Linked DNA regions of Homo sapiens: region 1 is linked to region 2. Evidence: chromatin contacts called from ENCODE Hi-C or POLR2A ChIA-PET data. All regions are on one chromosome and are shown on one strand. The core of a region is the stretch at or near the end of the contact, and the rest is flanking DNA. Distances in the headings are between cores, read along the strand shown. Region 1 has its middle 9.7 kb from the start of AVP. Region 2 holds the start of PCED1A (PC-esterase domain containing 1A).

What was found. Hi-C counts contacts between places; a loop is a spot of excess contacts on that map. ChIA-PET counts read pairs that join two places held with the same protein, here RNA polymerase II (POLR2A). Pooled maps may share reads with other maps.
Region 1: a pooled map shows a loop between it and region 2 (2.5-fold over the local background). The contact joins the enhancer-like site here to the promoter of PCED1A in region 2. A Hi-C loop is called at or near these places in 1 of 50 pooled maps. POLR2A ChIA-PET finds 5 or more read pairs at or near these places in 3 of 52 experiments (AG04449, GM10248 and WTC11).

The regions. Positions count from the first base shown.
Region 1 is chr20:3,091,398-3,097,526 of GRCh38, forward strand. It overlaps the pseudogene RN7SL555P. Among named protein-coding and RNA genes, the nearest start is that of AVP, 9.7 kb to the left of the region's middle. RefSeq lists enhancers at 1,185-1,685, 1,686-2,186. Within about 2 kb of position 2,159, at least 3 of the 41 ENCODE cell types and tissues checked have a DNase peak (open chromatin) inside an H3K27ac peak, as active enhancers do.
Region 2 is chr20:2,837,472-2,843,636 of GRCh38, forward strand. It overlaps PCED1A (PC-esterase domain containing 1A), which reads right to left and starts at 3,184. Exons shown (of 8, transcript NM_022760.6): 1 at 2,740-3,184; 2 at 2,318-2,462; 3 at 1,721-1,800; 4 at 1,373-1,611; 5 at 1,125-1,275; 6 at 761-1,007. The coding sequence starts at 2,441. VPS16 (VPS16 core subunit of CORVET and HOPS complexes) reads left to right here and starts at 3,274. Exons shown (of 24, transcript NM_022575.4): 1 at 3,274-3,356. The coding sequence starts at 3,304. RefSeq lists enhancers at 710-1,009, 2,486-3,017, 3,551-4,082.

The sequences.
Region 1 (6,129 bases), core at 909-3,408, 250 kb after region 2:
CACCTTGACCTCCCAAAGTGCCGGGATTACAGGCATGAGCCACCGTGCCTAGCTGGCTTCATTTTCAAAAGAACACTGCTGGTAGCAGTAAGTCCAGCTTTCTCTCTTTTCACCTGTTGGCTCACTGCAACCTCCGCCTCCCGGGTTCAAGCAATTCTCGTGCCTCAGCCTCCCTAGTAGCTGGGATTACAGATGCTCACCACCATGCCTGGCTAATTTTTGTATTTTTTGTAGAAATGGGCTTTCACCATGTTGGCCAGGCTGGTCTCGAACTCCTGACCTCAAGTGATCCGCCTACCTCTGCCTCCCAAAGTGCTGGGATTACCGGTGTGAGCCACGGCGCCAGCCTCCAGTAGTATTTTTGAGGACCCACACAAATGCTCTGTAAACTATGAAGAGGGGAACAAGAGCAAACAAAAGATGTTGTGGGAGCCCAAGACCTGCTTACTGAATTGAATCAAAGAGGATACATTGAGCAGGGATGAGAAACCTCTGAGAAAAATGCTGAGCCTGAGGGGACAGGTATGGAACTGAAATGGATCCACTGCAGGACCAAGTAAAAAAGGGCGGGGGAGGCCTTCTGCTCTTTCCAGACCAAGGCACATCTCAGCTGGATTGAAGAGCTAAATAGAATAAAATCAGCCGACAAGCTGGGCGCGGTGGCTCATGCCTGTAATCCCAACACTTTGGGAGGCCGAGGCGGGCAGATCACGAGGTCAGGAGTTCAAGACCATCCTGGCCAACATGGTGAAACCCCGTCTCTACCAAAAATACAAAAAAAAATGAGCTGGGCATGGTGGTGCGCGCCTGCAGTCTTAGCTGCTTGGGAGGCTGAGGCAGGAGAATCACTTGAACCCAGGAGGCGGAGGTTGCAGTAAGCCAAGATCGCGCCACTGCACTCCAGCCTGGGCGACAGAGTGAGACTCCGTCTCAAAAAAAAATCAGCTGACGAGGGCCGGGGAGCGGCGGGGAGGGGATGCGGGAAGCCAGGTCTGAATATTTATCGTATCTCTAGAGGGGGGTTACATTAAACTTTTAAAAGAAATCAGAAATGAAAAGACAATAAAAATTCTTTAACTTGCAAAAATAACCTAAGTAAAAGGCAAAATAAACGAAGAAAAATATTTTTGACAAACTCGTTTCTATATGGAAAACCTGTACGGCAGCAAGACCTGTAGACTCGCATCTAGAGACGCTCAACCCTAGCTCCGTGTTCCAAGTGACGTGGCCTGTCGCACCCGCCGGGGACAATGACTGCGGCCCTGGGGTCCCACAGACGTTCCCTTTGCTAGACTTAAGGAAGAGCTAGGCCTGTCCGCGCTCCCAGCCCCCACGCAGCCAGACACCCGCGGGTGCTGAGATGAAGAGTGAAGTCACCAGGAGAGACAGGAAACAGCGCGGGCCTCGGGGACCCGAGGGCGCGGAAGCTCGGGGGCCGGGGTCGAGCACAGATTGGGAGGCGCAGCGCTGGGCGCACGTCCCCGTCGGCCCGGCGGCCCCTAATGAGGCGCGCTGTGCGCAGACTGCTAAGAGCAGCATGAGCACGGCTCCGGCGGCCCCCAGGGCCCCGCGGGTCGGCGCCACCCCGGAGCGCGGTGCCCGGAATCACTTAGCGCCATCAGCCGGGCGGCTGGGAGGGGGAAGCGGCCGATCCGGGCGGCTGGGAGGGGGAAGCGGCCGATCCAGGCGGCAGCGGAGGGGGCTGCAGCGGAGGCGGCCCCGGCTTGCACGCTCGCCCTTCCGCCTGCCCGGCAGGGCCCCGTCTGAGCCCCAGGCCCCAGGCCCAGCGGCGCCGCTCGCCGGTGAAGGAAACCAGCGCAGAGAGGCCGCGCTGCCAGGCGCGTGGTGGTCCGGGGGTCCACGTGTGAGCCTCGCCCTAGGCTGCCAATTGAGAGTTCCACCTCCGCCCAGAGAGACCCCACCTCACCCCTCCAACCTGGGGCGCGCGGGCCGGCGGAGGGGTCCTGGGGCGAGTGGGCAGGATAGGCCGCCGCGCGGGGTGGGCTTCTACGGGGTGTACTCGTTGCCTGTGGCTGGGGACTGAAATTCCCCGGAAAAGGAGACGGGGAGGACACACCTGGAGGGATAAACAGCTTGTGCAGGGATGTGAAAGAGAGAACCCAGCTGTGTGTGCGTGTGCGCGCGTGTGTGTGGTAGGGACGTCATACAGGACGCGTGGCCTACGAACGTGCTAAACCACTGGCAATAAAAACACAGAGTGTGGGGCCGGGAGCGGTGGCTCACGCCTGTGATCCCAGCACTTTGGGAGGCCAAGGCGGGTGGATCACCTGAGATCAGGAGTTCAAGACCAGCCTGGCCAACATGGTGAAACCCCATCTCTACTAAAAATACAAAAATTAGCCGGCCGTTGTGGCAGGCGCCTGTAATCCCAGCTAGTCGGGAGGTTGAGGCAGGAGAATCGCTTGAGCCAGGGAGGCGGCTGTTGCAGTGAGCCGAGATTGCGCCACTGCACTCCAGCCTGGGCAACAAGAGTGAAACTCTGTCTCAAAAAAAAAAAAAAAAAAAAAAGGAGTGTGTGCCAGCATCACTGTTTTAAGCCTTTTACGTATATTTTCCTCCTTGAATCACATAAACCCTGTGAAGGAGGAAGTATTTTTATCTCTATTTGCAGACAGGAAACTGAGGGGCAGAGAGGTTGAATAACTTGCCCAAGTTATTCAACGAACAAGTGATAAACAGCAGACCTGGGATTCAAACTCAGGCTCCAGGGTCTGTGCCCTTCACCACGCTACTGCCACAAAACCCTAGCAGAGCCGGGTGCTGGGGCACGCGCCTGGAGTCCCAGCTACTCCTGAGGCTGAGGCAGGAGGATGCTTGAGCCCAGGAGGTACAGGCTGCAGTGAGCCATGATCACGCCACTGCACTCCTGCCTGGGCTGCCGTGGGCTATGCCTAGCTGGCGTCTGCACTAAGTTCAGCATCAGCATGGTGACCTCCCGGGTGCAAGGGGACCACCAGGTTGCCTAAGGAGGGGTGAACCGACTCAGATCAGAAATGGAGCAGGTGAAAACCCTGTGCTAATCAGTAGTGGGATCCTGCCTGTGAATAGCCACTGCACTCCAGGCTGGGTGACATGGTCAGAACCCATCTTTGAAGGGGAAAAAAAAAAGATTGGGCTTGGGGGTGCATGCCGGTGGTCCCAACTACTAGCAAGGCAGAGGCAGGATGATGGCTTGAGCCCAGGAACCGGAGGCTGAAATGAGCTATGATCGTGCCACTGCACTTCAGCCTGGGTGACACAGTCAGACCCTGTCTTATAAAAAATAATAATAATAAAATATAAAATAAACAAAATAAAATAGCAGTGACTAAACCCCAAAGACATTTGTAATTTACTATAATTCAAGTTGGGAAGTGGGTGGTCCCAGGCCTGGCTGAAATTCAGGGATGGCATCTAGGGCTTCCCCACTCCTGTCTGGTACCCTCCACATGTCTGAGTGTCCCTCCTTGTGGCAAGGGGACAGCCACAAAATGGGTTCCCTCTTCTGAGCCTCTCCGCTCTCAGGGAGGAGAAACCTGCCCAGAGTCCCCACCCCTAAATCCCTCCAGACTGGACAAGCACCACTAGCCGGCTGCCTTCTTTGGGTTAGGCCAGCCAAAGCTCACCCCTAAGATTAGGTGTGCTCACAGGCCCCTGACAAAATGGGGTCCTGTTGGTGAGGAAGAGGAGGGACGGGACTGGCTGCTGGGTCAGTAACTGGGGTATTTGTCCCCGGCCCCAGGCTGGAAGGCATTGGTAGACTTGTACAGATCACTTCACTTGTGGGGACCCTGTGGCACAGAGAGACCCCGTGGCTTGTCCGGGACCACACAGCTAAGCCGGGCAGAACTACTGAGCGAGGAGCCTATCAGTCCTGGTTCCCAAGCTCCCTGCCCCAGCCTGCCCCTGGCCTCCCAGTGCCTTGGCCTGCCTCACATGCCTGGGCTTGGCCCCAGGTTATCTTCAGAGCCATCCCATCCTGCCTCCCTGACTGACCATGCCACTTCCCGCTCAAAACCTGTCCATGGCTCCCCATTGCCCTCTGGACAATGCCCAGACATGTCCAACAGGCCTGCAGGTCTGGCCCTGCTAACTCTCACCTTTGTCCACTCCCCCGAGTGACACACCGTTGTCCCCAGCCCCCAAGGGTACGCCAATTCCAGGCAGTGCTGCCGGGTCTTCTCTGTTGGTGCCTTTTATGTGATTTTTTTTTTTTTTCTTTTGAGACAGGGTCTCACTCTGTTGCTCAGACTGGAGTACAGTGGCGTGATCTCAGCTCATGCAACCTCTGCCTCTTGGGTTCAAGCAATTCTCCTGCCTCAGCCTCCGGAATAGCTGGCATTGCAGGCATGTGCCACTACTGCCCGGTTAATTTTTTTATTTTCAGTAGAAATGGGGTTTCACCAGGTCGGCTAGGCTGGTATCGAGCTCCTGACCTCAAATGATCCACCTGTCTCAGCCTCCCAAAGTGCTGGGATTACAGGCGTGAGCCACTGCACCCGACTCCTTTTATGTGATTGTTTTAAAGAACCAACCTCTGGTTGTGTTGAATCTCCATAGTGTTTGTTTCACTGATTTATACCTTTATTACATTTCATCTTCTTTCTTTCTTTCTTTTCTTTTTTTTTGCGACAGAGTCTTGCTGTATTGCCAAGGATGGAGGGCAGTGGTGTGTTTTTCAGCTCACTGCAGCCGCTGCCTCCCAGGTTCAAGCAATTCTCCTGTCTCAGCCTCTCAAGTAGCTGGGATTACAGGCACCTGCCAACGCACCCAGCTAATTTTTGTATTTTTAGTAGAGATGGCCATGTTCACCATGTTGGCCAGGCTGGTCTTGAACTCCTGACCTCAAGTGATCCACCCACCTCAGCTCCTAAAGTGCTGGGATTACAGGCGTAAGTGTGTGTTTTTTTAGAGATAGGCTCTGTTGCCCAGGCTGGAGTGCAGTGGTGCAATCATAGCTCACTGCAGCCTCAAACTTCTGGGTTCAACTGATCCTCTTGCCTCGGCCTCCCAAGTAGCTGGGACTATAGGTACCGACCGCCACGACCAGCTGATTTTTATTTTTTATGTTTTTGTAGAGATGGGATCTTATTATGTTGCTCAGGCTAGTCTCGAATTCCTAGCCTCAAGGAATTCTCCGGTGTTGGCCTCTGGAAGTGCTGGAATTACACGTGTAAGCCACCACGCCCGGCAAAGATTTTATTTTTTATTCAACCTGAGAGCTCCGGTTTTAACAAGGCAAATTGAATCTGTTAACATTGATGGTGGCTGCCCGTCTACTTGGATTCATTTGCAAACATTTAGCTTCTGTTTTCTTTTTGTTATTGTGGAGACACGGTCTAGCTCTGTCACTCAGGCTGGAGTGCAGTGGCGCGGTCATCAAACTATCCTCCTACCTCAGATTCCCAAGTAGCTGGGACTACAAGCCCAACCCACCATGCCAGCTAATTTTTTTTTTTTTTTTTGAGACAGACTTTTCTCTTGTTGCCCAGGCTTGAGTGCAATGGCACGATCTCGGCTCACTGCAACCTCTGCCTCCCGGGTTCAAGCGATTCTCCTGCCTCAGCCTCCCGAGTAGCTGGGATTACAGGCATGTGCCACCACACCTGGCTAATTTTGTATTTTTAGTAGAGACAGGGTTTCTCCATATTGGTCAGGCTGAACTCCTGACGTCAGGTGATCTACCCGCCTCAGCCTCCCTAAGTGCTGGGATTACAGGCATGAGCTACCGTGCCTGGCCCATGCCAGTTTTTTTTTTTTTTTTTTTTTTTTTTTGAGACAGAGTCTCGCTCTGTTGCCCAGGCTGGAGTGCAGTGGCGCAATCTTGGCTCACTGCAACCTCCGCCTCCCAGGTTAAAGCAATTCTCCTGCCTCAGCCTCCCAAGTAGCTGGGACTACAGGCGCCTACCACCACGCCTGGCTAATTTTTGTAGTTTCAGTAAAGACGGGGTTTCTCCATATTGGCCAAGCTGGTCTTGAACTCCTGACCTTGTGATCCGCCCACCTCAGCTTCCCAAAGTACATGAGCCACCGCCCCCGGCCACCAGCTAATTTTTTTTTTTTTTTTTGAGATGGAGTCTCGCTCTCTATCACCCAGGCTGGAGTGCAGTGGTGCCATCTTGGCTCACT
Region 2 (6,165 bases), core at 1,934-4,433:
CTTTAAGGACACGATGCAGGGGAGAAGCAGCCATGGAGACAATCAGCCATGGTGCCCTCTTTGTGTGCATGCAGGGACTAGGGTGTTGACATGGAAACAGAGGTTCTGCAGCAGAGTGTTACAGTTGAGATGTGATGGGGAGCAGTGCCTCAAAACAAGGGGGAGTGGGGCCCTCAGAAGCCTCCACCAAAGGCCCAGAGATGGGGCCCGAGGAGAGCTACACCAAGCTGCACCAGTCACAGTGGGACTCTGAGGCTGAACTAAGAAGCCTATGGAACACTGTCCATTGAGCCCAAGTCCATAAGGCTGGCCTTCCCGATGCAACATCCCTGTTCCACACCCTGCCAGTTGACTGTACCCCCACCCCCCAGCTGTGGGCTTCTTTGCTTCTGCCACACTGCCTGGATGGCCCTTCCTCCCTGTCTTTCCACTCCTCACACCCATGCCCCATTTCTTTCCTGTTAATCTGTTGGGTAGGACCCTTGCAACATGCTGCCTTATGTGGTCAATACTTGTACAAGCTCCTTCAAGCACACAGAAATGACTACACAGCCAGACTGTAGAAAACTGGAACTTGGACAAGAATATTGCTCCGATGATCTAACCCTCCTCAGGGGTTGAGGAAGGTGCATGCAGAAGCCACAGGAGTCCTTCAAGGGACCTCTACTTCCCTTGAGTGGCTGTGTCCCATTCTGTTTCTGAGCCCTGTCCTCTGAGGGCCCCAGTGCATCACTACCCCCCCACTTATGGTAGGGCTCACCAGGGGGATAGCCACGCTTGGGCAGCTCCACGCCCCAGGCGTCAGCCACATGGGTCAGAAGCAGGTGTGAGAGGTGGCGGTGTGCATGCTGGTCCCAGTGGACACCATCCCGATGACGGTGCTGTACTGCATGCCGGAAGTGAAAGTGGAGGTCTAGGACATCAAAGCAGTGGTCCCCGGCCAGCGTAGCACTGTAGAAGTTCCCTTCAACCACATCCCGCCGCAGGGAGCCTGCCAGGGGCTGGAGCTAAGTGAGAAAGTGCAGCCTCTAAGAGCCACAGAACGCAGCAGGGTCTGAAAGCAGGGTGTCCTATCTACCAGTCTGCTATCCCATCTCTTGTCCTGATGGGCCTCAGTCACTTGCCTCTGGCAGGAGGAAACCCCCAGTGATACGTTCCCCGAGGGGCATCGCCATGTTCCACACCAGCAGGCAGGAGTCTGGCAATACTTGGTCCATGCGCACAAACACCCGCTCCAGGTTCTCCCGGTAGCTCTCCATTGAGCAGCGACCATATCTGTTGGATAACACACAGGGTGGGCAAGAGCACAAGGGTGGACTGCCTCAGCCGTACTTCCAGCCCCAACCAGTATTCCCCTTTCCCTCGCCCCAACCTGGAGAGATCCCAGAGGCAGGAGTTGATGATCACCAGGTCCGGGGCAGGTCCATATGTCAGCTCTTCCAGAACATCCTCAAGGTACTCGGAGTAAACACGAGTGAGGAAGTAGAAGCGCACAAGGTGGTGGCCAGAGCCCGAGCAGAACTGGCGGACCTCACGATACTGTGTCCCGTTGTGCAGCTCGCCCAGCTGGCCCCCAGCCACCAGCTGGTCCTGTTCAAAGCTCAGCTCCCCCTACCCACCCCCCCCACCCTACTGGTCAGACCCATGCCAGGGAGGAGAACCCTGCCAGGCCAGGGTCTGTGCCCACCCACCACTGACATGGCCACCAAGCTTCCCTCACCTTGGCTTTCAGCTGGGCAGCTGTGAGCAGTGAGTCTTTCTGGAGCAAGAGCACCAGGTCCTTGTACACAGCCCTCTGAACTGGGAGGAGACAGAGATCCCAAGGCTGAGGCAGACCTCAGCCTGCCCCAGCTCCTTCCAAGTCCAGGACCCCATTTTCCCAGGGCTGAGGTGCCCGACACCAGCTCTGTGGTTGACTTAGACGCAGGAGAAAAGATGAGGTTAAAAAGTCCTGGCATTGCCTCTGTTCTGTGTGCCTCCTGGCCAGCAGTATACAGTGACCCAAGATCACCTGGCAGAAATTAAGTCGGCCAAGTCACCCAGGAGACACACTACACAATGCAACGCTTTCGTGATGGAAATTATGGGGAGCTGTCAGGGCGAGAAATGCTGAGCAAGGATGGGCTAAAAAGTGCACAGGTTATTACACCTGTCAGGACTCCTGTGGAAGATGTGTGGGACATAAAAAGAGAAAACCTACTGGACGGAACAGACCAGAAGACAGACAAGAGATGTGAGATGGAAACAAATGGTCCAGACACACTGAACGGGCTGCAAGGTGTGGGACTGGAAGCGTCACCCTAGAAGAGGCACTCACTGGAGTCCCCCAAGATGACCACGAACTTGTTGTGTAGCAGCTGCTGGACTTCCGAGGCCTGGAAGTGGACCATGTCGCTTCGCAGCGGGCGGCGCGGCTCCTCGCTCGACAGACAGAAGACCATGCCGCCACCAGCAACGACAGGCTGCAGGGAGAGGCCACTAAGCAGCGCGATGGTGGGGACTCTGGGCAGGTCAGCCTCAGGGCTAGCCCCTCCGGGGCTGCTCAATGCTAAAGGGAGGAGGTGACGGCAGCAGAGCCATGGTGGCGCCAGCCTTGGTCACACTTGGTACCAGAGGCAGGGGGTCGTCCAGCCAGCAGGCCTCCAGGGCACTGGGGAGCTTCCCGCGCGGCGCCGCCCTGCGCCTCGCCACGTGCCCGCCGCCGTCCCGCGCATGCGCGCACCCGCTCGCGCCAATTACCAAGTCCCGGGGCTCCGCGGTGTTCACCCGCGACCCGGGTATGCCTGCGCACCGCGCGCCTGGCCCGCAGCGGGCTCCTAGCCAAGCCTCATGTTCCCGCGCCCCAGTCGGCCAGTCGGTTCTGCAAAGCTCCCGCCCCGCAGAGACCGTGGGTCCAGGTTAGCCGTCGGTGCACAGCCCAGCGCCCAGCGCTCTCCATGCGAGCGTCGCTGTGGCCCCGACGGCGCCTCAGGCCTCGGCGCCTCGGGCTGCGACGCTCACAGCTTCCACTTCCGTTCACCCATGTCCCGCCCTGAGCGACCCCCAGTGCCCGAAGGGAAAGCAAGGCGATGGAGGTGGCCGCCACAGGGCGCAGGAGCCAGGGCTGGGCCCACTTGGCGGGCGCGAAGCCCAGGTACGGGCTGGGGTCTCGGGGCGGCAGCCAAGTGAGGCTGCCCACAGTGGTGATGGCCGCGGCGGCGGCCTCGCCACGTGACCCGGACGGGCGGAAGCGGAAGTGCCGGCCTGGAGCCCGCTCTAGGTGGGTGTCCCCTCGGTGCTTCCCAGCTGCCGTCTGCACCAGCCATGGACTGCTACACGGCGAACTGGAACCCACTCGGGGACTCTGCCTTTTACCGGTGAGCTGCCCCGCCCTCCCGCCCACGGCCTGGCTTACCCTGCTCGCCCGCCGGCTGGAGTCTCCCGGCGGCGTTCGCCCCTGTCACTACTGGCGCTGGGGTCCGCCCCGCGCCGGCTCTCCCCGAGCGTCTGCCACTTAGCGCACAGCCGCCTTTGGGCAGGGAGCCGGGCCTTCCCCTGCTCCAGAAAAGGAAACTGAGGCAAGCACAGTGGTCACCCCGAAGCCCAGGTCTGTTAGCCTCCGGAAAGATGCTCAGATCTCGCTGAGGGAGGCAGCTCGCGGGTGACAGCGAGTGCCCAGTCTCCTGCCGGAAAGTGCTGCTGAAGTCAGACCACAGGGGCGCTCCGAGGGGGGCGGGATCGCACGGCGGGCGGGGTAACAGTGCTGACCAAGGCTGGGAAAAGGGGGCGAGTCGTCCGTGAATCCCGGAACAGCGGAAGTGGGAACCCCTGGGTTAGGGCAGCCCGCCCATGGGAGTTGTAGAGTCCTAAACCACGGATTTTTCTAAAGTGTAAACCCGTTACATCGTTACCCAGATTAGGATTTTCCCATAGCTTCCCTAATAGGAAAAACTACGAACTTCTCGTGGAACGTCTATCTGTAAGGCAGCCCGTTTGTCTCTCCAACCTCATCTACCGCTCTCCTACCCAAATCTTGCGTTCCAGCTGCGCAGAATTACAAGGCCCTAACCAGTCTGCAGTTTCTGTGGATACTGCCATTTCTCTCTTTATCTCACTGAAGAATTTTGCGCATCCTTCAGGACTTAGTAGTTCAAGGGTTCTTTCTGGAACTGTGCCTGATTCTCCCCCAATAGAATCCTGTGGGCCTCACTGGGCCCAGTGCTAGGGTCTTTTAGGTATGGTCTATTTGTATATTTAGGCGACATTTGTATAGGTTTCTTCTGCTAAACCAGGCTCCTTCAGGGCTGAAAGCATTTTTTTTTTTTTTGACAGAGTCTTCCTCTGTTGCCCAGGCTGGAGTGCAGGGGCACTCGGCTCACTGCAACCTCCGCCTCCCGGGTTCAAGGGATTCTCCTGCCTCAGCCTCCCGAGTGGCTGAGACTGCAGGCCCCTGTCACCACGCCCGGCTAATTTTTGTATTTTTTGCTAGAGGTGAGGTTTCACCATGGTGGCCAGGCTGGTCTTGAACTTCTGACCTTAAGCAATCTATCCACCTTGGCCTCCCAAAGTACTGGGATTACAGGCGTGAACCACTGAGCCCGGCCAAAAGCATGTTTCTTGCTTCTCTTTATCACCAGTGCATATTTAGAACAGTGCTTGCTATGTAATAATTGCCCATTAAAGTTTTTTAAAAATATTTTACTGGGCCGAGCTTTGTGGCATGTTCCTATAGTCCCAGGTACTGGAGAGGCTGAGTTAGGAGGATCACTGGAGCCCAGAAGTTTGAGGGTGTAGGGACCGATGTTAGAACCTGTGAATAACCACTGCACTCCAGCCTGGGCAACATAGCATACTCCCTCTGAAAAATTAAAAATATTATTTTAGGCCAGGCGCAGTGGCTCATGCCTGTAATCCCAGCACTTTGGGAGGCCAAGGTGGGTGAATCACCTGAGGCCAGGAGTTTGAGACCAGCCTAACCAACATGGTCAAACCCTGTCTCTACAAAAATTAGCCAGGCATAATGGCAGGTGCTTGTAATCCCAGCTACTTGGGAGGCTGAGGCAGGAGAATCGCTTGAACCTGGGAGGCGGAGGTTGCAGTGAGCCAAGATAGCGTCATTGCATTCTAGTCCAGGCAACAGAGTGAGACTCCGTCTATATATAGATATATCTATCTATATCTATCTATAGATAGATAGATATAGATAGATATATAGATGTATCTATATATATATAGATACATCTAGATGTATCTATATATAGATAGACATATGGATGTATCTATCTATAGATACATATAGATGTATCTATCTATAGATAGACATATAGATGTATCTATCTATAGATAGACATATAGATGTATCTATCTATAGATAGACATATAGATGTATCTATCGATAGATAGATGTATCTATCGATAGATAGATAGATGTATCTATCGATAGATAGATAGATATATGTTATGGATTGCAAGTAAAGATCACAAAGACATTGCATGGGGGTCTTACTTAAATAGAAGACATTTGTTTGTGCTAATGAAACTGTATACCATTCTCACTGACATATTAAAACTTTTAAATGTAATTTTTGGTACCTAATGTGATATACTTCCTAGATGGACAAGTGCCCTGTGGCAGTTTTTAGAGACCTGTTGCATTTGTTGTTTATTTATAATTCTCTCTTAGAAATATGCCTGTGCAATTGGCCGAGCGTGGTGGCTCACGCCTGTAATCCCAGCACTTTGGGAGGCTGAGGCAGGCAGATCACGAGGTCAAGAGTTCGAGATCAGCCTGGCCAACATGATGAAACCCCGTCTCTACTAGAAATACAAAAATTTGCCGGGCGTGGTGGCACACACCTATAATCCCAGCTACTCGGGAAGCTGAGGCAGGAGAATTGCTTGAACCTGGGAGGCGGAGGTTGCGGTGAGCCAAGATCGCACCACTGTACTCCAGCCTGGGCAACAGAGCAAGACTCCATCTTGGGGAAAAAAAAAAAAGAAAAGAAATATGCCTGTGCAGTATGAAAAAATTGCAAAAACTTCATTAAAAATCCATAAATGCAGTAGGAAATGATTTCAACTTGTTTCTGTGGAGAAGGAATTTCAGCTGACCAAGGTAGCCATGTCATTTAGTATTTACACACCAGCTAGTTGATACAACATTCACTTTTAAAATATCAACTTTAC